Linked DNA regions of Homo sapiens: regions 1, 2 and 4 are each linked to region 3. The links are chromatin contacts, found by Hi-C or POLR2A ChIA-PET in ENCODE. All regions are on one chromosome and are shown on one strand. The core of a region is the stretch at or near the end of the contact, and the rest is flanking DNA. Distances in the headings are between cores, read along the strand shown. Region 1 has its middle 32 kb from the start of LINC02341. Region 2 overlaps VWA8 (von Willebrand factor A domain containing 8). Region 3 holds the start of DGKH (diacylglycerol kinase eta). Region 4 has its middle 73 kb from the start of LINC02341.

Region 1 (6,649 bases), core at 2,120-4,619, 340 kb after region 3:
TGTGTGTGTGTGTGTGTGTGTGTGTGTGTGTGTGTAGATAGGGTCTTGCTCTGTTGCCCAGGCTAGTCTCAAACTCCTGGCTTCAAACAATCCTCCCACCTCAGCCTCCCAAAGTACTGGGACTACAGGTGTGAGCCACTGTGCCTGGCCTGTAGTTACCATTTTTATACTTCATGACCAACATCGCCCCATTCCCCCTTCTGCCAACCCTTGGCAACCACCATCTTACTATGAATTTGATTATTTTAAATTCCACATGTAAGTAAAATTGTTCAGTATTTCTCTTTCTATGTCTCATTTAGCATAATGACCTCCAGCTCCATCCATGTTGTTACACATGACAGGATTTTATTTATTTTAAAAGGCTGAATAATATTGCATTGTGTATATGTCTATCATGAGAATTTTGAAGAAGCCTCAAGAGTGGTCAAGGAGAATCCTGGCTACAAGAAGATGATGTTTAATTATGGGCATTAAATTGTCTAATTAATAACCAAGGTCATCTGGAGAAAATCTGTGGGTAGATGGGATCAGGTTTCTGGGATTCAATCTGACACACGACTCATTAATCAATGAGGCCAAAGCTCCCCAGTGACCTCCATATTGTCAAACTCACTATGTGCTTCTTGGTTCTTGACCTCTAAAATTAACTGATGTTGGTGACCCTCTACCCCTTAAATCAGTGACTGATATGACAAAATTCTCTTTTGATCTTATATGTTTTGGGGGTTCTTGGTTGAATCTTCCTCTGTATGGCTTTTAAAAGCTGGTGTTGCCAAGGATTTGGGCCTTAGTCTTCTCCCGTTTGTGTAGGCAATTTGATCAGTATCTTTACTTTTTTTTGAGATGGAGTCTCGCTCTGTCACCAGGCTGGAGTGCAGTGGCGTGATCGAGGCTTACTGCAACCTCTGCCTCCTGGGTTCAAGCGATTCTCCTGCCTCAGCCTCCCAAGTAACTGGGACTACGGGCACGCACCACCATGCCTAGTCAATTTTTGTATTTTTAGTAGAGACGGAGTTTCACCATGTTGGCCAGGATGATTTCGAACTCCTGACCTCAAGTGATCTGCCCACCTCGGCCTCCCAAAGTATTGGGATTACAGGCGTGAGCCCTTGCCTGGCCAGTATCTTCACTTTTAACCACCACCCATTTGTAGATGTTACCCAGCATAAAACTGTGCTATCTTTGTAAGGAGGCTCTTTGAACTTAGCCCAATCCAGTTGGCTGGTATGTCCATCAGTTCTTCCTGCTGTATGTCCTTTCAGGCCCTTCTCTTCTCTACAGCCCCATCCCAGAGCTGCCTTAGGTAAGGTCTTCCTCATCTTATGTGTGGCAGAGCCAAGTCTCTGTGGCAGAAACCCTGACATCTACTTCGACTCCCTCTACTGCTTTGCCAACAACGTGCACTTTCTAAAATACATGAGCTTTTAAAAAAATTCAACCTGATAGATTGTCTTCTAATACATGAATTTAATATGTTGATATTTATTGTGATTATCACCATATTTGGACTTATTGTTAACATCTTAAAAATACATACATTTTAATTTCTTCCCAACACTTTTTTCTCTCCATTGCTTTGGAAACTATACATTTAACTTTTTGGTAGGTTATATCTTTACCATACATGAGTTTTCTAATAACATCTGAAATTATTCAGTCACTCTCATTCCTCTATCTTCCTTATTTTTGTCACCTAGAATTTAAAATAAAAGAGTTATTTTTGATAGTTAGTAGTTAAATTATCAATATAATTTACCAGTTTCTTTGCTCACCATTTAAAATAAATTTGTACTCCTTCTTTGTGATCCTTTTTCCTCTTGAGGAACTATTTTTCATTTAGTGAGTGTCCGTAGGTGTTAAAAGTTCTTAGACTTCATATGTCTAAAAATATCTACCTCACCTTCTTCTTAAATGATAGTTCAAATAGGTAAAGAATACTTATTTTTCCTTAAGCTTTGATCACATCACTCTTCTGTCTTCTGATATTTGTTGTTAATGATGAGAAGTCTGCTGTTGGTCTTATTGCTACTCTTTTGTGGATTGTCTTTTTCCCTGTTAGATTTTAAATTTTTTTCTCTATAGCAATGTTCTGCAGTTTCATTACAATGCATCTAGTTAGGAATATATATATTTGATGCCCAGTGTTCACTATAAATCTATGATTTTTTTCAATACTGGAAAATTATGAACTGTTAGTTCCTTCTATATATTTTTTTCTACACCAATTCTTCTATTCTTTCATTTTGGGGCTGCTGTGAGTCTTCTGTTGGAATCCCTCAGTCTGTCCTCTTGGCTTCTGATGACCCTTTTCATGTCTTCTTTTTATCTTCTGTGCTATCTTCTGGGCAGTCTGTGAGCTTCCAATTTCAATGACAGTATATTCTGTTTTCAGGACTAGTATTTGGTTGCTTTTCAGAACCATATATTGTTTATTCATATCTGCTTTTTTTGTTTGTTTGTTTCTCATAGATGTAATTACTTCCTTTATCTCTGAGGGTTTTAAGCATGCTTCTTTTAAATGCTTTTGAGATTGCTCAGGTGTTTCTATTTGGAGGGAGTAAATGTTGCTGGTCTTTGAGCTTGTTGTCTAACTTTCTTCCTGTTAAATTTTCTTTCAAATTTAGGTTTGTATGCTCTTCCTGAGGAGCTCACTTCTCCCCATAGCTCTGGGTTATTTTCCTCCCCAGTTAATGGTTTTGACATTGCCTCTGTCTGGTTCCCAGGAACTCTGTTCTGGATCCAGGTTGAATGTTGGTGGATGGGCTCTTACCTCATGTACTGGGGATACCTACATGTAGCCACTCAGCTGGTGGGTGGCTTCCCCCAGGACGGGGCTCCAGGGCTGTGCCTGCTTCCTGCCCATCCACTGGCCTATAGAAAGGCCAATGTTTTAGCTTTTCCACCTCCTTTTACAAACAAGGGAGCTCAGCACCATGCCTGGCTTCAGGTGGTGATCCTGACTTGGGTCCTCTGCCATATCTGGAAGGTTTTGCTCCCTGTTACCCCAAAAGAATCAGACTTTGGTCATCTATGCCTTCTTGACCAAGAGACCAAGAGGCCCATGGTTTTGACACTATTTATTACTCTTTCTTTTTCATGGAAGTATTTATCTGATTTTTCAGTGTGATTTTATTTTTATTGCAGAAATACATGTTTTACATATTATTGCTGTGTTTGGAGTAGAGATGAGGGGGCCCACAACTTGAGCTCAAAATGCCATTTTGCCAGGGAATATCTCTCCCTATTAATCTTTGTGTTCCCATGCTTGTCACATAGCAGGTGCTTGATGAATTTTGGTGGTTTGCTGTTACTGAGACATGGGCCTATTGGAGGCACAGAGGCCTGATGGTGAGAAAACCCCAGTTACCACAAAGTCAGGGAAAGCTCTGTCTGAGGCCCTCTTCTGTGACTTGGAGGCCTATCTCAGAAAGCTCTACTTCCTGGAAGGACTATCAGGGTGTTAAAGTGTCCTCGCTACTAGAGAGAGGACTGATCCTTTTAGTGCAGAAAAGCATCCTCATCCACTTATGAGCCTTTCGTGTAGTGTTTAAAGAAAGTGTTGTCATTTAAGCTGATTTGTGGCCCATCAGAAGACTCAATATCCCCAAATTTGGATTCCTGGGCCAGTGGGTCAGTGTTCTCTTCAGCAGACTGCCTCAGTGGTAGAGACAGGAGCTGCATTGATTGTTGACAGGACACCAACCTGTGTGAAAAGCAGGTCTCACATAATCTGTCCAGGCGATAATCTGCTTTAGGATTGATAGATGCCCTCTGTGGAGAAAATAAGTCAGTAATGTGCTCTCAGCAGGAAACTTTGTCAGCAGCGGGTTGTTAGAAGTAAAGGGTGTGATTACAATCTAACTTCAGTGTAACTTTGACTCTTCCGTGTGTTTTTCTCATTTATCTCATGAGTCATAAAAACATTTTGATGATTGCAGCAAAGTCTGTGGCTACTTAGCTCTACCACACTGGAAACACTTTATCCAGTAATAGAAAGAAATAGAGTGCCACATTGTTATGTTCCAGAGATCCAGCCTCCGCTCTTTCTTTGTCTTTTATTGGAAACTTGTGAGATTTGGAAGACTGTTCCCTGGATGCATTTGGCATCCCAGTTTGCTGAGAGTTTCTACAGTTCTGGTTCACTGCTGGCTCAGCGTGGTGTGGGAGACATTGGGTGTTTTGCCTGTCCAGCATCTATTTCCATTCTTCTAGGAACTGGATGTTTCTGTCTGGTGGAGAACGTATTCCACAACTGGAGCCAGACCCACCCTGCCACAGAGGAAGCCACGTGACCCAGGAGTGGTTTAGAAATGGGCACATGACCCAAGCAGAGGCTTCCCAGGACCTTTCTGTTGGAACTATTTGAAACTACTTTCATTCCACTGGAATTCTATGCTGGCAACCACCTTCTCACCTTTTGGAGAGCACCTGTCCAGCAGGTGCAGAGAGAGGCACGTGTATGATGACATTGTCTGAAACCTTACATCAGCCTTGCCCGAGGTCAAATGCATTTCAGTGAATAAACTCATGGATTTCTTTCTTGATTTAAGCTAATTTGAGTTGAATTTCTGTCACTCAAGACTGAAAGTGTCCTGACCCTTATGTGTAGGAGTTAGGAGTGAGAAATCATTTAACAGAATTCTTGAGAGCATGCTCTGTTTACATCTTCACTCATTTCAAGCCCAGGCTACTTATGATGCATGCCTGGCCCTTAGGCACTCTCAGCATAGTTGTTTATGAAGGATTTTGGACAATAATTGACTTTTTGGGTGTCTAAGGTTTGAGTTTCTTTTATCAACTAGTGCTGGAGGAGCCAAATAGTCAAGACTGGGGAAAGGAGAGGAGGAAGAAGACCATGAAGTAGGGAACCTACTGATCCTAGGAGCCATCCAGGAACTGCAACTATTGTGTGCCTAAATACAGGAAGGGCCAGCGACTGAGGATGTGCCTTCTGGATGCCTGCCACGTTTCCTGCTCATTCACCCAAGCCTGCCGAGATATCAGTTTACCCAGAGAGTCAACGTACTTTTTCCACAGTGAGACCAATTGAGAACACAAGTATCCCAATTTCCAGGCAAGTGCTCTATTTATCAGATCACACTTCCTTCCTGCTTTGAGAACAAAATAACCTAGCAGTCAGAAAGCACAATTGGGCACAAGATTCTACAAACAACAGGAGAACATATCCTGTAGAAAAACAGCACAGTGTGCGTGGTCTGTGTAGCTGGGAGCTCCTGTAGAACAGGTGGGCTTTCAGAAGTTCAAGAGAAGGAAGATAGGACAGAGAACCTCTGAGCTTGCCTCTTTCCACCAAAAAGCTGTGGAGGTTCTGACTCAGGGTACACAGGTGCAGTAAGACTGTGTGGGGCAGGAGGAACAGCAGGAGGAGAAGACATAGAAATCAGTAGAAGGCAAGGCTGAATGAGGGGACTGATTGCTGATTAGAATCTTGCTCTTCTCTTCTATGTGTTGTGTTCCAAGGGAACCCCTAAGTCTGAATATGGATTGGAATAGGAACCTTGAAACTGTCATTGAGGAGCGAAGCATGGCAGTGTTGGGGTGGGTGTTGCCAGGTGGACGGGATGGGGAGAGGAAGTGGTTTTGTAGGAGAACAAAAGAGAAGCAAGTGAAGATGGTTTCTTCACCAGAAGCTGCCCTCAAGCCGAGTAAGCGAGGCATGGAATGTTGGGCTTCTAGAAAGATCCTGGACCTTAGGCCCTGATCCAGGTGGAGCCCAGAGGGCTGAGATCAGAGGAAACCTGCTGAGAAAGTGTGGGATTTCTTACCACAAGACAGTCTTACTGCCCTGACCAGACCTGGCCACGATTGACATTTAGACAAAAAAGAGCACACAGAGAACACTGAGGAGCGTGGCCCACCCATGCTGTGTAGGAGGCAGACAGACACCTTTTGTCTGTGAGGCCAGTACACTCTGTGTGTCTCCTCTAGTCTACAGCCAATTCCCTCAGCCATCGCTGGCTTTTAATCCAAAAACTCATCTGTGGGAGATTGATTCAGCGCCTACGTGCTGCCTGTCAGCTCAGGGCCAGGGCAAAGCCAAGCAGGGCACAGATGTGGCTTCTGCTCCCACCTTTCTGGCTCCTCCATGCCCTTTAATTCATTGCATCAGGTTCCCCTTTTTAAGAGCTTAACGACTGAGGTGTGTGCACAGCTTGTGTTCCTGACCAAGGAAAAACTCTGTGCTCTGTCTGCGGCACGTCAGCATCCTCCCCCGTCTCCTGTTGCCAGCCTCTGCCCTGCCCAATGCAGTTCAGCTGGCTTGCCAGCACCGATGGGAAGCCTTCTGGTTGCCCCTGGCTGATGAAGGTCTTCTCTCCCCACCCCCAGCCCTGCTCCCAAATGGGGAGAGTTTTTGGAGACCCTCAAAATAATTATTCACTCCATTAATTAGATGTGTAAAAAGGGTGGGGGATATTACTCTAGGAACGAATTTGAGACCCTTGTGGTGTCAGAGAAAGGACTAAATGGACAACAAGCCCACATTATAAATTATTTATTTCATCCATTCCATCTGAACAATGGATACGTCCATGTGAAAACCAGAGCTCAAAAATCAGAATCAAAGGACTGACCACCATGGCCCACAAGCACCCTCTACATCACTGACCCCCTAGTATGTCATTAA
Region 2 (7,216 bases), core at 4,293-6,792, 460 kb before region 3:
GACAATCATACCACCTCCCTGGAGGCATCGGAATGGCACCCTGAACACTAGTAACTTTGCCACCTTCTTCCCTGTCTCATCCTTTACCCAGTCCTGGGGAGGGAGCTGTGTCAACCAATTTGTTGGTTAATTCCTAATGAATTTTCTTTCTAAAAACTTGGGAGTATTTCACATGTCAGAGCAGCTCTGCCCTCAAAAACGTAGAAATCCTATTTCTAACAGGAGATTTTATTCAAGCTAACTATGAATCTGCCAATTTTAATGGTAGTACATTTGCTATGGTCTACATTGGGTTAAAATCTCCCTATAGGGCCAGGTGCGGTGGCTTGCGCCTGTAATCCCAGCACTTTGGGAGGCTGAGATGGGCAGATCACGAGGTCAGGAGTTCGAGACCAGCCTGACCAACATGGTGAAACCCCATCTCTACTAAAAATACAAAAATTAGCCAGGCGTGGTGGCGGGCACCTGTAATCCCAGCTACTCAGGAGGCTGAAGCAGGAGAATCGCTTGAACCCAGGAGGCAGAGGTTGCAGTGAGCCGAGATCACACCACTGCACTCCAGCCTGGGCGACAGAGTGAGACACCGTCTTAAAAAAAAAAAAAAAAGAAAAAGAAAAAGAAAAAAAAAACCTCCATATAGCTCAAAGAGAGCCGAGGAACACTGAAATTCAAGATCCATAAAACAGGAGAAGGGACTGATCCAAATATTGGCAACTCTCAAAGGTTTTAATACATTAGGTAGGATATGGGTATTTATGCTGATACAATAGATGTCTAAAAATTCTTTAGTCATCAATGGTCCAAGTGATTTAAGAACTATAATCTATCTCATACTAGAAAGGACCTAAAATATTTTAAAATAAACATTTTCTATAAACCCATAAAGCATAAAAAAAAAAAAATCAAGGAAAACTTATACCTGAAGGGAGCAAGGGTGAAGAAAAGGAAAAAGTCGAACACTGGTCTGCAAGCCATGAGACATAACAAAGTTGTCATAGCTGGTCTTTGATTTTAGCTCTGAGCTTCCTGGCAACTAAAACCAAGAGGGAATCTTAAGCAGCTCCATGGCTTTCACTAATCACAAGGGGAAACACATTTCAGTTCTTCAAGGGAAACAAAGCTACTCCCCACGGTGAAAGTCCATGTCTTATTTGTATTTGTATCCTGTACTTGGACAGAGCCCGGCAACCCATAGCATTCATTAGCTGAAGCTGCCCTTCTTCTTCCACTTAATTCTAAAAGGAATTCCTCACGTAGAGCTTCACACAAGGGGCTCTGGGAAATTCAGGGGGGGCAGTATCCTTAATAATAGGCCTAAAGTACCTGAAGTGATGGGTTTCATCAATCTGTTTCTTGTTGCCTACCTCATAACACAGAGACACAACTCAGGGAAGCAATCCTGGGGTGCATGTGGGATGTCAAGCCTAATAGCAATCTAAGATCACTGATTTCTGTAGGACATGTTTGATCCGTAATAAAATCTAGTCTGTCTATGGACTGTGTGTCCTTCATGCATATCTGCACGTGCATACAGCATTTCTCATGATTGAACTTTTGATAATAATTACATGGCATGTGACTGAATTCAAGGTTGTTTGCTCTGGTAAGGGCCAGAAGTGCAGGTGCTCTCTGTGGCTGATTAAGAGAGGATTAATAGGCTCATATCAAGCAGTAACACAGCAGCATTGGGGGTCCCTTCACCATGCTAGACTTCTAAAATGGAGGGTGTGCAGCAAACTAAGAATACCAAAATGGAAACAGTTGAAATGGAAACCTGCTTTTCTCCTGGGATAATCATCATCATTGTTAGCTGGGGAGACACCAATGACTGTATAACCCCTGCCCATGTGGAAATGGAACGTGATACTGAAGCTTTCAGGGTGGACTCAAACTTTGGAAGGCTGCTTGGCTAGTGATGGGGCAAGAGTGGGTGGGTATGGGGAACTGGGATAAGGCCAGGAGGCTCTGAGGAGTCTGGGAACAGACTTTTGCTTCTAAGCAGCTCATTTTTTTCTAACATCATGGCTGCAGCATTTCTTCTGTAGTAATCAGACTTTTAAATTATGGAGTTATTTTACAATTACTACTTCAGATAAAACAAAAGCTTCACTTTCTCTGCACTGATGAATGAGCTGGTGAGAGGATGAAGATTTTCATTCACTCTGGATGGAGTTTGAATCCACCTATCCATCATCATGGTCAATGATGCCTCTCATTATTCTTAGTTCATGTCATTACCTGGAACTTCTCCTCATAGTTCTCGAAGGCTTCCATGACCATACACACAGCCTCCATTGTGCGCTCAAGCCGGCCATCCATCCTGTTGAAACGGTACATGCTACCAGACACATCTACCACCAGGCGCAGACGCTTGGGTTTCTGTTGTGGGCTGCCAAGCTGAGGGAAGGAATAACAGAAAAGCCGTTTGTGAACTGGCAAACTTCCCCTGGTGGCTGTCTTGGGGATCTCACAGAAGCTCCAGCGTGCCAGCCCCGAGATGGGCAGACCAGCCATAGGCTCAGCCCTGCACAAGGCTGTCCTAGCAGGTAGCAAGGCATCTATGGGTTGTACTGCAGTAAACAGAATTTCAGACTTGTGCTAATGGTTGGGGCCACATGGAAAATATTTTCCTTTGGAATATAGTCCTTTTAAAGCTCACTCTAGTAAAGTTGACTTACCGAGGTTGATGCCTTAAAAATAATATGATGACTTAAAAATAATAATCTGGAATGACATGTCATTTTCACTTCATGCCTCAGAGTCAGTAACTCTAGCAAGAGTTTGTGTTATTTTGGAGGGAAGCCCATGTCAATTTTACTTGTACGTATTGGGTAGTGACCTGAAAATTATTCTCCACACAGGCCACAGGTAATGTCAGATTCCTAAAACAAAGTTATGTGATGGGGGTCTGGCAAAGAAATTAAAGAAAAGATTTTAAAAACGACTTTTGTGTTTACTAAGCTGCACATCTTCTCTTCCTTCCACATTACTGAATTAGTGCTTTTCTTTTCTTGGCAGTTTGAAAGCATAAAAGTGACATCAAATTGTTCTAGAAACAACTGTCAATTAAGATTACAAGATTAAGTTTGATTTTAGACCCACGACTGCCAATTTGCAGATTTTAAGAAAAAGTTTGTTAGTTTTGCTGACGATAAAAAAGAAGAAGGCTGCGTGCAGGGGCTCATGCCTGTAATCCCAGTGCTTTGGGAGGCCAAGGTGGGAGAACTGCTTGAGGCCAAGGGTTCAATACCAGCCTGGGCAACACAGCAAGAACTCATCTCTACAAAAAAATACACAAATCAGCTAGGGTGGTGCTATGTGCCTATATTCCCAGCTACTCAGCTGGGTAAGCTGAAAGGGTCACTTGAGCCCAATAGTTTGAGGCTGTAGTGAGCTATGATTGTGCCACTGCACTAAAGCCTGGGCAACAAGCAAGACCCTGTCTCTAGAAAAAAAAAAAAAAAGGAAGAAGAAAAATTCCAGATTATTCTGTTATTAAATATTTGCTGTTATTAAATATAAAAAATAATGAGCAGAGTTAGTAATTTCAAGAAAACACGGTGGGTATTGAGAGTGTAATGGTTTGAGGCAAATTCAACATATTTCTTAAAAACTTGTTGAGTCTGCCCAAATTAAGAACACTTATACATATGCTTCCATGACTACTCACAATTTCAGATGTATCCAAACACATTTGTTGACCACAATGATTCAGTAAAGAAAGCAGTTGTTGACTCATACCAATGACACAGAAATAAGAACTCCCCAAATCACCAGATCCTCTCTAAATAAATATTTAAAAGGAGTGACTCTCCCTTCCCCCTACCAGTCACTGCACCCCCAGCTCTCAGTGGCGACTCAGCAATTCTGGTTACCCAGGAATACAGGAGATCACAGAGCTCACCAAGAGACTCAATATTTCATCCTGTCATCATTTTGTTTTGCTATTACATTGCAAATATTTTAAATTTATGGCTGTCTAAAACTTTACATACTACAATTATAGTTACTTAAGGGAGACGTTCTTATTTTCTATATTTTTTTTCAGTTATATGATGGACACTGATCTTTAAAGTAAGAGAACAGTAGAAAATCACTAAGGTTGTTTTATTGTTTTCACTTGAAGGTTTCTCTAGGCTTAATAGACACACCAGGTGTCTTCAGTTTCCCCTCCAGGGCACCTGCTCTGTGTCCTGGGAGTTGATCTGTGTGGACAATCCGTGTTGGAGCTCAGAAATCGATACCCTCTAAATATGGTGCTTGGACATGCTGAACTGAAGAAGCAGCATCAAGGTCTCACTGACCTTCCTCCCTCTCCCCACAAAGCACTGGATAATTTGTTCTCTGAAGTTTCTTCAACTGTCTAAAGTTCAGAGCTCCAAAGAAGAAAACCATTACTCTGGGCCCTTCCCTGAGTTTTCATCAACTGAACTCATATCACAGGAAGAAAGGCTGAAGTCTGTCAACACACCTGGACAGACTTCGGTCACAAACCATTGCTTTGTGGGCCCAACAGACTCTGTCCCAGGCCACTGTGTGCTCTTCAAGTCCACTGAATTGCCCTAAAACCATTTACTACCCCCGTAAAATCATCTACACTTCTCCATCTCCTTTTCCCTTAAGAAGAAGGGTACATAAGCATCTGTACTTCACTGTGTGGAGGGGGACTCACCCTTGGTTTCACCCCGGTGCACATTAATACATTTGTATGCCTCTTCTCCTATTAATGTGCCTTTTGTGAGGTGATTTTCAGAGAACCTTCAGAGGGCGAAGGGGAAGTTTTCCCTTGGCCCCTACAATCACATCAGCTGGCCTCTTGGCTGCTGGCTCCCAGTGGGTTCTGCTCATGGGAGGCACTGGTGGAGGTCAGGGGGTGAGGGTGGAGTATTTATTCCCTTGGCCCCCTCTCTGCTGTTGCCCATGGGTTGGCTCCCCTTCTGCTGAAGGCCACCACTCCATCAACCACCTTCTCCAGGTTCCAGGAACTGCTGTCTCATTCTGCCCTTTTAGGCCTCAGAGTGAGTTAGATCCCTGCTGTTGCTATCCCTGGGTTACTGCACTGTTTATTTTTGATTTTCCTAAACCCCACCCTTATTTTTGTAAATAGTCTTTGTACTGACTGTTTCTTAAATTACCTAATTTGAGCATGCCTTATGTTTCTTGCTGGGACCTTGAGTTGAATAATAAATAGTATAATATTTATGGAGTTTTTCTTCTTCTTCTTCTTTTTTTTTTTTTTTAACATAATGCTTTCCTTGGTTACCATATTCAGGATTTGTGATATTTTGACACAACTCACGAAAGCAAGTTTCTGTAAAGAGGGCTAGACTATGCAGAGCTGAGGCTAGCAGTTCACCATGACTTACTTGTGGCTCCAGCTCACCCCGACGTTTGTAGATGGCTTTTTCTCCAGTCAGCCCATCAATGATCTTGGCATCATCTAATTCTCCAGTAGCTTGATGTCTTAGCCATTGTCTTTCTTTACCTTTAGCCTACAAAAGACACACATACACACACAAAGCCTTAATTAGTTATGCAGAGTCTCTGACATACTTTGTGCATGAATAACAGGAAACACACCTGGGATCTTTTCAGTAAGTGATGGTTCTGCATGAACACAGTCATATAAATGAAGTGGTTTCTGCTCTGCTGACAAATAAATGCCCTTTGTCCGTTTTAATTCTTTCAACATATGGAACAATAAAATGAATGAAAGATGGTATGCAAATGAGTCCCTGGAGAGATGTCCAGTATCTGGAAATATAATAATGGGGGCGCATTTCTTACAGATTTTCTGTCACGGTGCTTCTCAAAAGTTTATTAGTTAAAATAATCAGCTTGAATTTGTTAACATTGTCTGTAAGCCCAGAGAAAATGTGACCTTTAGAATTCTACCTTTTGGTAAAGAGTTTGTTACTCAAGTTCTCTGGGACTTAGAGTGCAAATGGAAATAGCTGAAAACAATAGTATGTGAACATTTTGTACCCCACAAGTCTTTCTGGTTATCTATTTTCAGAAATCTTCTGGATTACTTTTCTAAAAGTTTTTTCACATAATACTTTGCTACAATAACTTACAATTATGCCAGATAGACTAATTTTACGGCAGTAAAATGATAAAGAATTATAGTATCCCAATCAAGGCATATGCTTATTACAGCCAACTACTATATTTACATTAATGAGTGGGAAGAATAGCTAAGATGTTTTTATGCATGCAAACTAAAGTAGTAGTTAAGATTATGTGTTCCAGGCAACCTACAAAATGGGAGAAAATTTTCGCAACCTACTCATCTGACAAAGGGCTAATATCCAGAATCTACAATGAACTTAAACAAATTTACAAGAAAAAAACAAACAACCCCATCAAAAAGTGGGCAAAGGACATGAACAGACACTTCTCAAAAGAAGACATTTATGCAGCCAAAAAACACATGAAAAAATGCTCATCATCACTGGCCATCAGAGAAATGCAAATCAAAACCACAATGAGATACCATCTCACACCAGTTAGAATGGCAATCATTAAAAAGTCAGGAAACAACAGGTGCTGGAGAGGATGCGGAGAAATAGGAACACTTTTACACTGTTGGTGGGACTGTAAACTAGTTCAACCATTGTGGAAGTCAGTGTGGCGATTCCTCAGGGATCTAGAACTAGAAATACCATTTGACCCAGCCATCCCATTACTGGGTATATACCCAAAGGATTATAAATCATGCTGCTATAAAGACACATGCACACGTATGTTTATTGCGGCACTATTCACAATAGCAAAGTCTTGGAACCAACCCAAATGTCCAGCAACGATAGACTGGATTAAGAAAATGTGGCACATATACACCATGGAATACTATGCAGCCATAAAAAATGATGAGTTCATGTCCTTTGTAGGGACATGGATGAAATTGGAAATCATCATTCTCAGTAAACTATCGCAAGAACAAAAAACCAAACACCGCATATTCTCACTCATAGGTGGGAATTGAACAATGAGATCACATGGACACAGGAAGGGGAACATCACACTCTGGGGACTGTTGTGGGGTGGGGGGAGGGGGGAGGGGATAGCTTTGGGAGATATACCTAATGCTAGATGACGAGTTAGTGGGTGCAGCGCACCAGCATGGCACATGTATACATATGTAACTAACCTGCACAATGTGCACATGTACCCTAAAACTTAAAGTATAATAATAAAAAAAATAAAATAAAAT
Region 3 (6,991 bases), core at 3,527-6,026:
CACCCAGGCTGGAGTGCAGGGGCCTGATTCTCAGCTCACTGCAACCTTTGCCTCCTGGGCTCAAGCAATTCTCCTACCTCAGCCTCCCGAGTAGCTGGGACCTATAGGTGCTTGCCCCCATGCCGGGCTAATTTTGGCATTTTCTTGTATAGATGGGCGTGGTGGTGCGCACCTATAGTTCTAGATATGTTGCCCAGACTGGCCTTGAACTCCTGGGCTCAAGCGATCTGCCCACCTCAGCCTCCTAACGTGCTGGGATTACTGGCATGAGCCACTGCACCTGGCCTCTCCTCATTCATTTTTGATGGAACCTAAAACATGATGGTGTGATTCTGCGTGGAACTATTCAGGCAGAAGAGTAAACACAGTATCAGGAATTGATGCTGACAAACAGTAAAGAGAACAGCACTTCTTTCTTTTTTTTCTTTTTCTTCTTCTTTTTTTTTTGAGACAGACTCACTCTGTTGCCCAGGCTGGAGTGCAGTGGCGCCATCTTGGCTCACTGCAACCTCCGCCTCCTGGATTCTCCTGCCTCAGCCTCCCAAGTAGCTGGGATTACAGGCGCGTGCCACCATGCCTGGCTAATTCTTTGTATTTTTAGTAGACACGGGGTTTCACCTTGTTAGCCAGGATGGTCTCGATCTCCTGACCTCGTGATCCGTTCGCCTTGGCCTCCCAAAGTTTTGGGATTACAGGAGTGAGCCACTGCGCCCGCCCCAGCACTTCTTTCTTAAAACGCAGCCATGTTGAGCTGTTGCTGAACTTTACGACACGATTGGGAGATGAACTGAAGTTAGTTAAGCGAACCATTTAAATAAACGATCAGCCTTAGCATTCTGGGGAAGTCATTGGGCCTAAAGAAGATAAATTTTAGCATTCTAAGTTTCTGTGTATTTTCTTTAATGCTAGCTTTGAAATGCAATCAAATTTCAGTGGAAATAGAGGCATAAACTAAATTTCTAATCAATTAAAAAATACTTTAGTGGTGGGCATGGATGGGTAGAAAGATATTTAGCCAAACAAGCCTTACTGGGGGGAAAATAGGTAGTTAGAATTCTAGCCAACACTTCAAAAATGTGGAAGTATTTACAAAGTAGTCCTTAGTTGGGGGATGCTAGAGTACACTTATTAAAATTTGCTTTTGGTGCTGTGGCTCATGCCTGTAATCCCAACACTTTGGGAGGCCGAAGTGGGAGGATCTCTTGAGGCCAGGAGTTTGAGACCATCCTGGGGAAGATGACCAGGGGGAGATGATGTCTAAATAACAACAACCACAACAAAACTAGCTAGGACTGGTGATGCATGTCTGTAGTCCCAGGTATCCTGTGACTACCCTGGGAGGCTGATGCCAGAGGAGCCTTTGAGCCCAGAGTTTAAGGACGCAGTGAGCTGTGATTGGCCATTGCACTCCAGCCTGGGCAAAAGAGCAAGACTTTGTCTCTAAAAAAAGAAAAAAAATTTGCTTTATTTTGAAATGGTTTTATACTAGTTAGCGCTGATAAAACTATCCAGGTCGAAAGGAAAATTAGGAAGGAAAGAGTTTCAAAGGATAGGGCCAAAATGTAAATGAGAGGTTATAAACATCTTTGCATTAGGTCTAGATGATGAAAGGTTTTTGCCTCAGATACGAGGATGACCATATGTATATGCAGTTAATATCACAGTTAATCCCCAAATCTTTTTCATTCAGGTAACAACTAAGGAAATGGTAATAGGTTAAAAGTTTCGAATGTTAAATTCTTAATATGTAGCAAATAGCGTGTTCTTAAGTTTTAATTAAGGCAGCTTCTCAATGCCTGTACTTGGTCAACCTGCAGTATTCTTTGCATGGTTCCTTATTGATTAGGAACACAAGTCCTAGAACACTTTGAACTCTTCAGGATATAAAATGTAACATTCTGCGTATTTATGGCGTAATATTTAAGATAAAGCCATAGAATATGTGAGATTTGAAAGTTGCCAATGGGTATAAAACCCCTTTTGTTATGAGTAGTGATCAGTAAAAATACAATTCAAAATACCTCTGTAGAAAATAATACACGAATATTCATAAAGTTGACATGAAATTTGGCTGTGACTTACACATCTTCAGTCTAATAGGTGTTCTTTGTTTTAATGGGCCAGGATCTCTATTAAGTAAAAACCTAATTTAGGGGTAGCTACCACCTATTTCCATTTCACCCTAAATGCAGTGTCTACACAGCTTATGTTGAAGTCTTTAATAGTGTGTTTGTCACATGTTCTGAACAGAGATTTCAAAGTAACAATAAAAATGTAAGATGCATCTAAGCAATTACTGAAAAATCTGAAATCACTAAGTAAGGAAAAGATCAAGGAATTCTTATAAATCAAATAAATAATGTAAGATACCACATATTTGAAATTGTTTCAGTTGCTATTTTGAGCTACATGGTTGAAATGGTTGGAAAGATTGAGACCTTGACCTTGTAATACTCTTGAGGAAGGTGAAGTACATTGCAGGTACACAGTGCACAAATTAGATATTCATTCTAAAAACTTCTAATTTACAGATAAGACCGAGAAGAGGCTAGTAAGTCAGGTATCTTAAATAATGGATTCGTTGAAACTGGCTCTTCAGAAGAGGTGATTGCAGAAGTGCAAAGCTGGCTCTGAGGTTAAATCTTTATGAGAAAGGAATACCTTTACTTTGAGGTATTAAATGGCTCAGCTCTGGGATATGAAACTTTTTAAGTATCTTTAAGCAATCAGTGTTCAAATCAAAGAGTGAGATGCGTAATCTGACCTGTTAAAATCACAAAATCAGGCTGGGCATTAGATAATGCCTTTCAGTTTAATCACTCGCTGCCTGGATTCTGGAAAATGTTGCTATATAAAACACATAATGTATGAATAGAAGTATATGGTAACTGACAGACTTTTGTTATACAGTGTGATAAAGTGAATAGAACATTAGAATACTAACCGCATGATTTTGACTTTGGTCTCAGTTTGTCAGTTGGGGCCTTAGTTTCTTTACATTAAAGGAGAAGACTAAACTAAGTTTATTCTTTCAAAAGACCCTTTACTAGGTGTCCTTGTCTACATTTCCAAAATATTGGACTTGTCCATGACCAAACAGGTGGGAATGAAGGCCATTATTTTGATTATTTTTCTCTTTTAAGAATTTCCAGAAATATGTTCTTTGTAGATAAAGAATTACATATTTGTAGAGTTCTAAGCGTTCTTAAAATTCATTTTGCCCAACTCCTTCCTTTCCTAAAGGAGACAACAGAAGCTGCAGAAATAGCCTCTCTGTTATTATTACATAGCAGCAGTCTCCTGTCTTTAAATATTTGAACTAAACACATTTTACATTTTAATGAATTTAATTTACAGTGTGATGTCCAGTATTGGGATTGCATACTATTTCTTAAAACTTCTTAGAACTGTTAGCTCTAATATATCAAATTTCTTGTTGGGAGTAAGACTGCAAGTTAAAAAAAAAAATTAGAACCTTAGTTTGGAGGAACCTTAAAGGTCATGTCAACTGAAAAAATACGAAAGGAATGGTACTGAAAGGCATGAACATAACAGAGATTGAATGCTTTCTCCAGGTGGAGAGACTCCACAGTCTGGCAGGGACTTTTTGTCCTATTTAAAAATATAGCTAACACCAGTTTGGTGTTCTCTTTGGATGACAAGAGGGATCTGTCGTTTTAATGTCTTCTCTCGCAGCCCCCTCACCGCAGCCCCCTCACACCTGTGAGGCTTCTTTGACGTTGAGCGTGCACAACCCGCTGCCAGTCCGCGGTTCCCAAGTGCCCGCGCAGCCAGCTTGCAGGGGAGTTGTGCGCGGTGGCTACAGCCTGTTGATCCCACTTCCTCCTGCTCTAGTCCGGGCTAGGGAGTGGCTCTGCCAGGACTTCCAAGGCTTTTTGTCTCGGGTACTGGTGTTCGCATGGCTCGAGTGTATTGTTTTCTTCCAGGCAATCTCGGTTAGCGCTTCAGCTTAGACACTTCTTGTGCGTTCTGTCGTCTTGGGCTGCGTGTAGTCTCTTGTTTCTGCGCTTTCTCCACGCCCTTCCCAGTTTCCTGTTAGCCGAAGGGGATCGCTCTTTCTGAACGAAAAGTTCTCAGAGCGGAGCTGAACCTCCCGGAAAATGCTCTTCTCTTCCGTGTGCGCCGGATGGGGGTGGGGGTGGGCCAGAAACTGAACGCCGCCGTCAGGAGAGCTGAGGGGACCCGACGGCCCTGGCGGAGGCGGGAGAGGTACGGTCCTCGGAGTGGGGCTGGGGGTGGGGAAACCGACGAGGGGCAGCCCCCGACTGTCTTGGTGGCAGAGGGGACTTTTATTCAGCTGGAACCGCGCGGCGAGGCCCAAGTGTCTCTGGAGAGATTCGGGGTTCAGGAGGTGGCGGGTGCACCCAAGGGTGCTGGGAGGAAGCTCCAGGTTCCCATTCTTCCCCAGGGATCGGCGTTGCCCCTGCTGTCCAGAAGTGAGAGGGGGTGTGCGGGCATCGCCACTACGGGGTGGGCTGCAGAGGTTTCCTGCCTCCCCCACCCTCCTGTCCATCCTAGGGACCCAGACCGTAAGGGAGTGGAAGAGATGTTGCTCCAAACCCTGTCACCCCATCCTCTCTACCCGCGCTGGTCCTATCCGAGGCTGGGTGCGCAGGGGTCCGAGGCGGGCGGGGGTCCGTTACCTCTGCGTCCCACCGTGGCCGCCGCTCCGGCGGGAACCGAGCGGAGGAGCCGGGTGGACCCCTGCCTGGAGGGCGCCTGCCCCGGGCGACCCTTACCTCGCGGGGGTAGCTAGGGAAACGGAAGATGGCGGCGGCGGCCGGGCACGGGGTTCCGGGCTCCGCTCGGGCAGAGCCCACCCGCTGACCAACGCCGCCGCCCCCGCCGGGCGGTGCTGTGTCCCCGCAGGAGTCGGAGAGGATGGCAGGGGCCGGAGGCCAGCACCACCCTCCGGGCGCCGCTGGAGGAGCGGCCGCCGGAGCCGGCGCCGCGGTCACCTCCGCCGCTGCCTCGGCGGGGCCGGGAGAGGATTCGTCTGACAGCGAAGCGGAGCAAGAGGGACCCCAGAAACTGATCCGCAAAGTGTCTACCTCGGGGCAGATCCGGACCAAGGTAGGGCGGAGGAGGCGGGCCTGAGGGCCGCGTGGAAAGCGGGAGGTGGAGAGGGCGCGGGGGCGCTGGAACGCGCCGGGCGATCCCGGGAAGGCGGGGAAGGCGGGGAAGGCGGGGAAGGCGGGGAAGGCGGGGAAGGCGGGGAAGGCGGGGAAGGCGGGGAAGGCGGGGATGGTGAGACGGTGAGGCGGGGCGGGGCCTGGGGCGCGGGCGGGGCGGGGAGGGGTGGGGCGGGGCCCGGGGGCGCTGGACCGCGGTGCTGCGGGACGGATTCCCGGCGGCTGCGCGGGAGGCTGCGAGCCTGGGCTCCCAGGGAGTTCGACTGGCAGAGGCGGGTGCAGGGAACCCGCGGCTCGGCGGGAGCGTGGGAAAAAGCTGACGCGCAGTCGCGAGTTCCTACTTAGGGAACTTAAAAGGAGAGTTTCAATTTTTCTTCCCTGCCGTTCGGGGGAGCGTGCGCATGTGCTGGCCAACCAGCCTGCGCTGCAGTGAGCCCTGCTGCTTTCCCACTTAGGCCCACTCAGAGGGTGGGTGGAAGGTGACACCGGTCAGCCTTTCCTGCCCCTCTGCCTCCTGCTGCGGTCTGGAAGGCAGAAGCCCCGAGGCAGGCAAGTGGGACATGGTGTTCGCGGCTTAACCGCACCCTGCATGGCTCCAAGGGCTGGCCAGGCTTTCGTGTCGCAGGTTCCCGCCAAGTGCAGGCAGGGTTCAGAACCATGCGTCCATGGTTCTTTTTAATAATGAGAAGTTACCTCTGTGCTGTGTGGACATTAGGATGGTGTGTTACTCTTGTTAATGAAGCTTGTGCTGTCGACCTGTGAGGTCTCAAAGTTAATTTTTAATTTGATCATGAACATACCAAAGCAAATGCTTATGGATATTAAAGGATTTTTATGTATTCTAATTTTCATTGTAATTTAAAAATCTTCACAGAGAGAGTCTGTTATCAGTAGGGAAATTTAACGAGGATATTGAAAACGGAACCACAAAATCATTGGCTTGGGGTACCGTTTTTAAAAATAAATTTGCAAAAAATTCATTCTACAGTTATTTTTATGAAAAATTTTCCCTAAGGTCAATGAACTCCTATTTGGAAACATAATTTTTATTCAGTGCCTGTGGAGGCCGGTAACGGTGGCTCATGCCTGTAATCCCAGCACTTTGGGAGGCCAAGGCAGGCAGATCACTTGAGGCCAGGAGTTCCAGACCAGCCTGGCCAACATGGTGAAACCCCATGTCTATTAAAAATAAAAAAATTAGCTGGGCTTTGAGGCGTGCACCTGAGATCCCAGCTCCTCGGGAGGCTGAGGCAGGAGAATCGTTTGAACCCGGGAGGCGGAGGTTGTGGCGAGCAGAGATTGTGCCACTGCACTCCAGCCTGAGCGACAAAAAAAAAGCTAGTGGATTAATGTTTGTAGTAGCCTGCCTCCTTATTTTCTGAAATACATGTGTGTAAGAACAACACACAAGAACAACTGTTGACAAGATGCACTTACTAAAGAGTTAGGGATTCAGTCACTTTAGTTAAGAGTACATCTTGTAACTCCTTTTAATAGTGACGTTTTTGAGTTTGTAGTAAATTAAGAATATGGCATTTAATGTGTTTTTTAAGATTAAGGCTTTTACAAAGTTAGGGACTTTCCTAAAAGTGTTTTTAATATTTCAAATCTTAATTCTGAAAAAAGTTCATAAACTGTGTTAATGATGGGCAAAATGGCAGGTAAAAAAAAAAATTGTATAGGGGCCGGGCATGGTGGCTCACGCCTGTAATCCCTGCACTTTGGGAGAACAAGGTACCTGAGGATCACTTGAGCCCAGGAGTTCAAGGCTGCAGTGAACTGAGATCTTGCCATTGCACTCCAACCTGGGCAATGAAGCGAGACTGTCTCTTAAACAA
Region 4 (7,019 bases), core at 2,805-5,304, 450 kb after region 3:
AGGGGCTCTAGAGCCCAGCCTTGTGGGTTCAAACTGAGGCTGTGCCACTTACTAGCTGTGTGTCCTTAGCAAGTGACTTAATCTCTCTGTACTTCATTTTCTTCATTTCTAAAGTGAGGATGACAATGATAGTCCCTCCCTCGCAGGGGTTTTGAGAGGATAAAATGAGTTATTATGTGTCAAGCTTTTAATTCTGGCCAACTATAGTTGCTATATGATAATTACTAAGTGTACAGGTTAAGAGACATAAGGATTTATATTGTTTTTTACATTTTTATTTGTTTTTATTTCTTAGAGACAGGGGTCTTGCTCTGTTGTCCAGGCTGGTCTTGACCATCTGGCCTCAAGCGATCCTCCCACTTCAGCTTACGAGTAGCTGAGGATTTATATTCTTTTGCATAGCTCAACCCCAGGAAAAACCTGAAAGATAGTATCTCAAGCTCTGATGCTGTGGTTGAGTCAATTTGGTGAATAAATTTCTCTAAAGAGGATGGGACATAACTCTCAGTTGTGTAGCTGAGTAACAGGAAGTAAGACGTGATTTGGAACAATGATAAAAAGGACATAAATTAATGAAGAGGACTATTTTTAAAAAAGGAAAAAAAACCACTAACAGTCAACAAGTCCATAATAACCCTAATAGTTAACAATAATCAATAAGGAGTTTAGAAAAGCCCCAGTCCTAAAGAAAAGGATCGGATACATTAAATTCAGAAAAAATAGGCTTTTGTCGACTATTTACACACAACAGAATTCATATTAGAATATTATTTTTTAAATGCTCTCAACAGGCAAAATGAAAAATAAAACTTCCCCCACCCCCTCTTTGGCAAATGGAAGGAAATGTCCTCAGCAGACTTATTCAGAGGGTGTCCCTGGTCTCAAGGTTCTGTCTCTTGGGGCATGTGGGTCCACTAGCCACACAATCCAAACATACTAGAAACATACACAGGAAAATATAACCCAGGCTGTTTTCTCCAAACCTAGAGCTTCCATGAAACCACTGTGAGCCATACACAAGGATCACATCACTTCCCCAAATCACACATTTCAAATTATAAAAACAGCCTAGAGAGAAGTTTCTCCCTCCTGATTTGAAAGAGAGTCACCTCTGGTCAATCCTTATCCACTTCTTTTGTTGGTTCCTTCTTTTCTTGGCTATCTTTTAAAATAGAAGTCTCCTGTCCTTGACTTTCTTCTCTGTCACCAACCCCTCCCTTGAAAACCTCATTCTCATTTGCTTTTGTATCTCCAGTGTAGAAAGACCTCTCTCCTGAACTCCAGACTCATTGTACACAAGTGTCTACCCTTCCTCCAGCATATTTCTCAGATATCTGAAACCTATCACATCCAAAGGTGAACTTCTGACTTCTCCCCAAACCTCCTCCTTCTAAATCTCAGTTGATAGCAACTTGAAGCTTCCAGATATCCATGCCAAAAACCTCAGAGTTCTTCCTAAGTCTCCTCTGTCACATCTAGCATTGGTTCTACCAGGAAATTCTGATTCAAAAATTATCCAGAATGTGACCATGTCTCACCACCTCTGCTGCTGAACCACCCTGATCTGTATCTTTCCTGGATTATTGCAACAGCCTCCTAATCTTTTGAAAACATTACTCAGATCATGTCACTCCTCTGCTGAAAACCCTGCATGGTTCTGGTTCCATATTTCTTTTTTTTGTTTGTTTTTGAGATGGAGTTTCACTCTTGTTGCCCAGGCTGGAGTGCAATGGCACTATCTTAGCTCACTGCAACCACCACCTCCTGGGTTCAGGCGATTCTCCTGCCTCAGCCTTCCAAGTAACTGGGATTACAGGCACCCCCCACCATGTCTGGCTAATTTCTTGTATTTTTAGTAGAGATGGAGTTTCACCATGTTGACCGGGCTGGTCTCAAACTCCTGACCCCAGGTGATCCACCCGCCTCGGCCCCCCAAAGTGCTGGGATTACAGGTGTGAGCCGCTGTACCCGGCAGGTCCATATTTCACTCAGTAAAAATGAAAGTTCTCAGAACCTTCCATGGTCTGGTCACCCTCCTTGTTACCTCGCTGATGTCATTTCCTACAGCTCTCCCCCTCTCCTCCAGCTCTCCACCCATACCAGCCTCCTTGGGTGTGTTCCATCCTAGGGCCTTTGCACTGCAAATAATCCTTTTCATTCTGGTCACCTGCATGCTCTTCACTCAGGTGACCACGTGGCTTACTTCCTCACTCCCTTCCAGTCTTTGCTCAAAAGTCATCTCCTCAATGAGACCTACTCTGACCACTGTTTTTAAAACTGTAGTCTTCCCACTATATTCCCAATTCCCTTACCCTGCCTTACTTTTTGTTTCCCTGAGAACTTTTCATCTTCTGATATACTGAATAATTTACTCATTTACTATCTGTCTCTGCTTGCTAAACTGTAAGCACTGCCAGGTCATGGAAATTTGGCATATTTTATTCACATAGTAGGTACTCAATAAATATTTGTAGAATGAATGAATTATTGATTGACTTGGCTCCTGGCGTTAGTATTCAGCAATCCTATGGGGGGCAGGGAGTCCCGACAATCCTGCTGTGTCATAAGAAGGGTGTATTGCATTTAAAAGACTGAACAAGCATCCTCTTCCAGTAAGGAGCACTGGGCTTTGTACCTCTGCAAGCCCACGCCTTGTCCCTGCTGGCTTCTCCCTCCTGGCCCCAATGCCCACTTGCCTTGTCAAGTACCTGGCCACGCCAATGGTAGTCCTGGGTAAGCTCTGCCTCATATCAGTCTGCTTGGGCTCTGGCACCTTCTGCCACCCAATCCAACCCAAATTTATATAATTCAACAATACCAGCTGACCTTGTATGCTGTGGTCAGTCACTGGTCTAGCGCCAGGCTTCAGTAGGTAGAGGCATGTGTTTAGATCTGGTATCTTTAATTTTAGATATGGTGTAATGTACATCCCCATCACTGCCTTGGAACCAAAAGGAAAGGACAGTGATACCAAACATAATGACACCTTATAGCCTAGCTCCTTGAGGGCCATTTCACAGCCCTCCTATCTTTAGAATTGTAAAATGCCGGCCGGGCACAGTGGCTCATGCCTGTAATACCAGCACTTTGGGAGGCCGAGGCAGGTGGATCACAAGGTCAGGAGTTCAAGACCAGCCTGGCCAACAAGGTGAAACCCCATCTCTACTAAAACAATACAAAAATTAGCCGGGCTTGGTGGCATGTGCCTGTAATCCCAGCTACTCGGGAGGTTGAAGCTGGAGAATTGCTTTAACCCGGGAGGCGGAGGTTACAGTGAGCCAAGATTGTGCCACTGCATTCCAGCCTGGGTGACAGAGCAAGACTCAGTCTCAAAAAAAAGATTAAAAAAATTATAAAATGCCTATCCCTCAAAGTTGTAAGATTTGGTCGAGAAAGCTACAGATTCATTTCAGAATGAGTAGTCAGGGTGAGCCCCCACAGATTACTGAGAAAGCCATCAATCCCTGTCATCTCAGAACTGCTGATCATCATCTCATCTTTCTCTTTGCTCCAATTAACTCTTACTCTTTGGTTAAAACAACTAAGTTACGGGGGAATTAAAGGAAATTCTGTATTGACAAATACATGGGGCTGAACGGTGAATATATGCTAAGTAAGAAAACATATGTCTATTGGAAATTTAAGACTCTTTCCAGATGTTTACATAATTTACTTTTTCTTTCACTATACATGTAATGATTTAAAATGTTTTTTCCATGAAAGAATAAATTATGTTTAAATAGTAAAATGCCTATTGGCCTTGGGTTCTTCCAGGGAAGGCTACCAGTTCCCTTGGAGGTAAAAGCTAAGAAGTAACTAGAGGAGCAACATTGCTTCTGAGAACCCACACTGTGCCAGCCACTGTCATAGACATATGTCAGCTTGTTAGATCTTCAGAAGCACCATGAATGTTAGATGTTATACCTGTTTTACAGATATGGAAATGATGGTTTAGAGGGTGAAATAACTCGTCCAAGGTCACACAGCTAGTAAGTGGTGGAGTCAGGTTTTAAATCTAGGCAAGGCTATACTAAGTACCTGGATCATACCACACTTCTCCCCACTTGAGTCATGGGCTACTGCAGTTGGGGAAATGACTCAGACTTAGAGATAGTGCACATGTACATTCTCTGGAATAGTTCCTGGTATTGAGTAGAGGCTCATTGCATGTTAGTTTCTCACATCCTTTTCTCTAGGATGATTTCTGACAGCACATGAAGTCATGAAGGGGACACACATGAAGTGTGGCCTTAGATTAAAAGTGTGCAGTGTAATCATAATAATACCAAATAGTCCCTACTATTTGCCAGGTGCTGTACTATGTCATTTATGTGTATTAATTCATTTCATCATTTCAACAATCCCATGAAATACGTTCTACTTTTGTCACGCCGTTTAACACTTGCCAAGGTTTCACATTAGAGCTGGTAAATGAGAGAAATGGGACGTGAACTCAGGCAGTCTGTCTCGAGTCCAAGCCTTTAACCACTATGCGATACTGCCCACTAAATTATTAGCCTGCTGTAGTCTAGATACTGTGTACATATATATGTGTGTGTGTGTGTGTGCATATATATATATGTGTGTGTGTGTGTGTGTGTGTGTGTGTGTGTGTGTACTCCACCCTTGAGAATTGCGTTGATATGATTCTCTGGGTCCATCTTACAATGCCATATTATGATTCCACAATATGAGATTGTCCATTATCCTATTACAATGGCTTAATCAGACACATGCTATGAGCCAAGTGGTGGAGATGCCTTCAAAACACCCAAAGGAGTTGGCCAAAGCCGAAGAGGTTGACTTACAGCCCCACCACTCTTCAGCTCCAGGCACTGCACTGGAAACATGCACAATAAGGGAAAATTGACATTGCAATTTGAGTTGCAGATTGTACTGATGGTGTGGTTTGAATAAATACCATGCCCTTTGAAAGTCTTATATTATTACGCTAGACACATGAGGGTTTTCCTATTCCTATTGCAGGCAATAGGCAAAAATCTATCTTCATAGCTGAAATCTGTTTTGGAATTCATTGCTGCCTTTCTGGAAAGACACTGTTTAATTCTGTCTCCTGGGTGTGTGACCCTATGGTCTCTACCTTCTTTGTAGATCTGTGAATAAAGCTCTTTGTAATGAGGCCACTTTTTGTGCAACAACAACAAAATGTTTCTGAGAAGGATGTTAGAGCCAGACTTTCTTTAAGTAGTGGTGTCTGGTGTTGTTTACTTTTAAAATAGTTTCTAGTGCAAGGGAGAATTGTGTCCTAGAAGAACTGTCCCAAGGAGCTCATGAACAGGAATAATGGTTTGTACCACTACTTTCTGGAAAGCAAACGGGGATTTTGATGTGAACCCAGAAAGGGGTCGGACCACATTGACATATATTTTCTGGTTTCTAATCTTACCTCCACTGCCATTATGCACTGCATTACACAACCCTCTACCCTAAGGCCCAGCCACCCTACAGCCTTTTATCAACTCACAGAATGGTCTCAGCACAGCATGAATCTAGATGAGGGCTTAGGGACCCGTGGGTGGCCAGACCTCAGGCTCTGGGCATCAACAGGCAGACCTCCAGTTCTGCCCTGAAATAGAATTATGATATCATTGTGAGCCAATCAAATTGCCTGTCTGAGTTCAGTCCTGGATGCTCTGGGGTGGTAATTCCCAGATGATTTGATCTATGGTATTTTCTAGTAGTCTAATTTGATAATGTCATTTAACTGAAAAATATGTCTCTCATTATTATTATTATTATTATTATTATTATTATTATTATTATTTGCCAGTGTAGAAGGAAGTTAAGAAAGGGGGATTAACTTTAATTTTTTTCAGTTTAATGGAACATATACTAAGAAAAAAATGTCTCAGTAAGTGATGCTCACCATCCACTCAATTGTCCAATCCAAAATTTTAACCGGGAGTTGTTTATGTGTCCTCTCTTTCACTCGCCGCTGATGTCCAATCGATCAGTAAGTCTTGTCCTGTCAATTTCTGAATTTGGCTATTTTCGTCATAACCACTGTTAAGATTCTCATTCAAGGCATATCAACCGTCCCTTGTCTGGACCAATGCAACAGCCCCAACACTGATGTCCTGCTCCCCGTCTTGCCTCTCTGTCTCCACACAGAGGCCAGAGAGGTCTTTGTAAATAACAAGTCATATTATATCACTTGCCTGCTTCAAGCTCTTCAGTGCTTTCCCTTCCCAACCAGATGAAAATTCTGATTCCTTACAATGGATGGCCTGAAAGATATCGCATAGTGCCTGATCCCTGCTTCTCTCATTGACCCCCTCTCTCTCCACTCACAACTGCATTCACAATATTCAGGCACATTAACCTTGTCCTTGCTTCAAAGCTTTTGCATTGATGGTCACTCTGCCTGGAATGCTCTTCTTCTAGATCTTTGCACAGCTGCCTCTTCCTTATCACTCAGGTCTAACTCAAATGGCACCTCCTCAAGGAGGAAAAATGCATATCATGCCAACTTGCACACTTGTAGAATTCCTGCTCCTGTGCTCCAAGTATAAATGCCATGAGGGTCGGGACAGTGCCAGTGCTGTTCCTTCCTTTATCTGCAGTGCATAGCACCATGTCTTGTTCAAAAGAGGTATTTAATAAATGAATGAATTAATTCATGGATCCCAGCTAATTTGGTTGTTTACTGCTGGGGAAGTTCTCTAGCATGATATGTAACAGGCTCTTATAAACTGCATTGCACTGCAGTCCTATGATGATAATAAAAAGCACACTGATCTTTAGTTGGTTTTGTTACAGTTTTAAAAATTTCTACAGAAAATGCACCTTCTTATTTCCTCCATGGCATGGGCCATTCCCACTGCCTTGCCTTTGGTATGGTTCTGGGAAAAAATAATAGCCTTCCTCATAGCATTGAGGGTAGAAGACAGAGTCAGCTGACCCATGGAACATAAAATATTCACAAAAATATTCACATGAGAGGGAGTCACAAAGCAGTGTCACTAAAATGTACAGAAATAAATCACTCCTGGTACATA

What was found. A loop is a pair of places that touch in the nucleus more often than their neighbours do. ChIA-PET counts read pairs that join two places held with the same protein, here RNA polymerase II (POLR2A). Pooled maps may share reads with other maps.
Region 1: a map of naive thymus-derived CD4-positive, alpha-beta T cell shows a loop between it and region 3 (4-fold over the local background). The contact joins the enhancer-like site here to the promoter of DGKH in region 3. A Hi-C loop is called at or near these places in 2 of 168 maps with a recorded cell type or tissue (both naive thymus-derived CD4-positive, alpha-beta T cell), 2 of 37 single-sample maps with no recorded cell type and 9 of 50 pooled maps.
Region 2: a loop to region 3 is called in a map of breast epithelium, with 21 times the contacts of the local background. The contact joins the enhancer-like site here to the promoter of DGKH in region 3. A Hi-C loop is called at or near these places in 1 of 168 maps with a recorded cell type or tissue (breast epithelium). POLR2A ChIA-PET finds 5 or more read pairs at or near these places in 3 of 52 experiments (A549, Panc1 and endothelial cell of umbilical vein).
Region 4: a pooled map shows a loop between it and region 3 (5-fold over the local background). The contact joins the enhancer-like site here to the promoter of DGKH in region 3. A Hi-C loop is called at or near these places in 1 of 37 single-sample maps with no recorded cell type and 6 of 50 pooled maps. POLR2A ChIA-PET finds 5 or more read pairs at or near these places in 1 of 52 experiments (activated naive CD4-positive, alpha-beta T cell).

The regions. Positions count from the first base shown.
Region 1 is chr13:42,389,527-42,396,175 of GRCh38, forward strand. No RefSeq gene overlaps it. Among named protein-coding and RNA genes, the nearest start is that of LINC02341, 32 kb to the right of the region's middle. RefSeq lists enhancers at 5,227-5,276, 6,177-6,326. Within about 2 kb of position 3,370, at least 3 of the 41 ENCODE cell types and tissues checked have a DNase peak (open chromatin) inside an H3K27ac peak, as active enhancers do.
Region 2 is chr13:41,585,274-41,592,489 of GRCh38, forward strand. VWA8 (von Willebrand factor A domain containing 8) reads right to left here. Exons shown (of 45, transcript NM_015058.2): 41 at 5,367-5,492; 42 at 2,239-2,397. Among named protein-coding and RNA genes, the nearest start is that of MIR5006, 20 kb to the left of the region's middle. Within about 2 kb of position 5,543, at least 3 of the 41 ENCODE cell types and tissues checked have a DNase peak (open chromatin) inside an H3K27ac peak, as active enhancers do.
Region 3 is chr13:42,043,872-42,050,862 of GRCh38, forward strand. It overlaps DGKH (diacylglycerol kinase eta), which reads left to right and starts at 4,777. Exons shown (of 30, transcript NM_178009.5): 1 at 4,777-5,094. The coding sequence starts at 4,903. RefSeq lists an enhancer at 3,924-4,013 and a silencer at 4,554-5,083.
Region 4 is chr13:42,493,902-42,500,920 of GRCh38, forward strand. No RefSeq gene overlaps it. Among named protein-coding and RNA genes, the nearest start is that of LINC02341, 73 kb to the left of the region's middle. RefSeq lists an enhancer at 2,126-2,225. Within about 2 kb of position 4,055, at least 2 of the 41 ENCODE cell types and tissues checked have a DNase peak (open chromatin) inside an H3K27ac peak, as active enhancers do.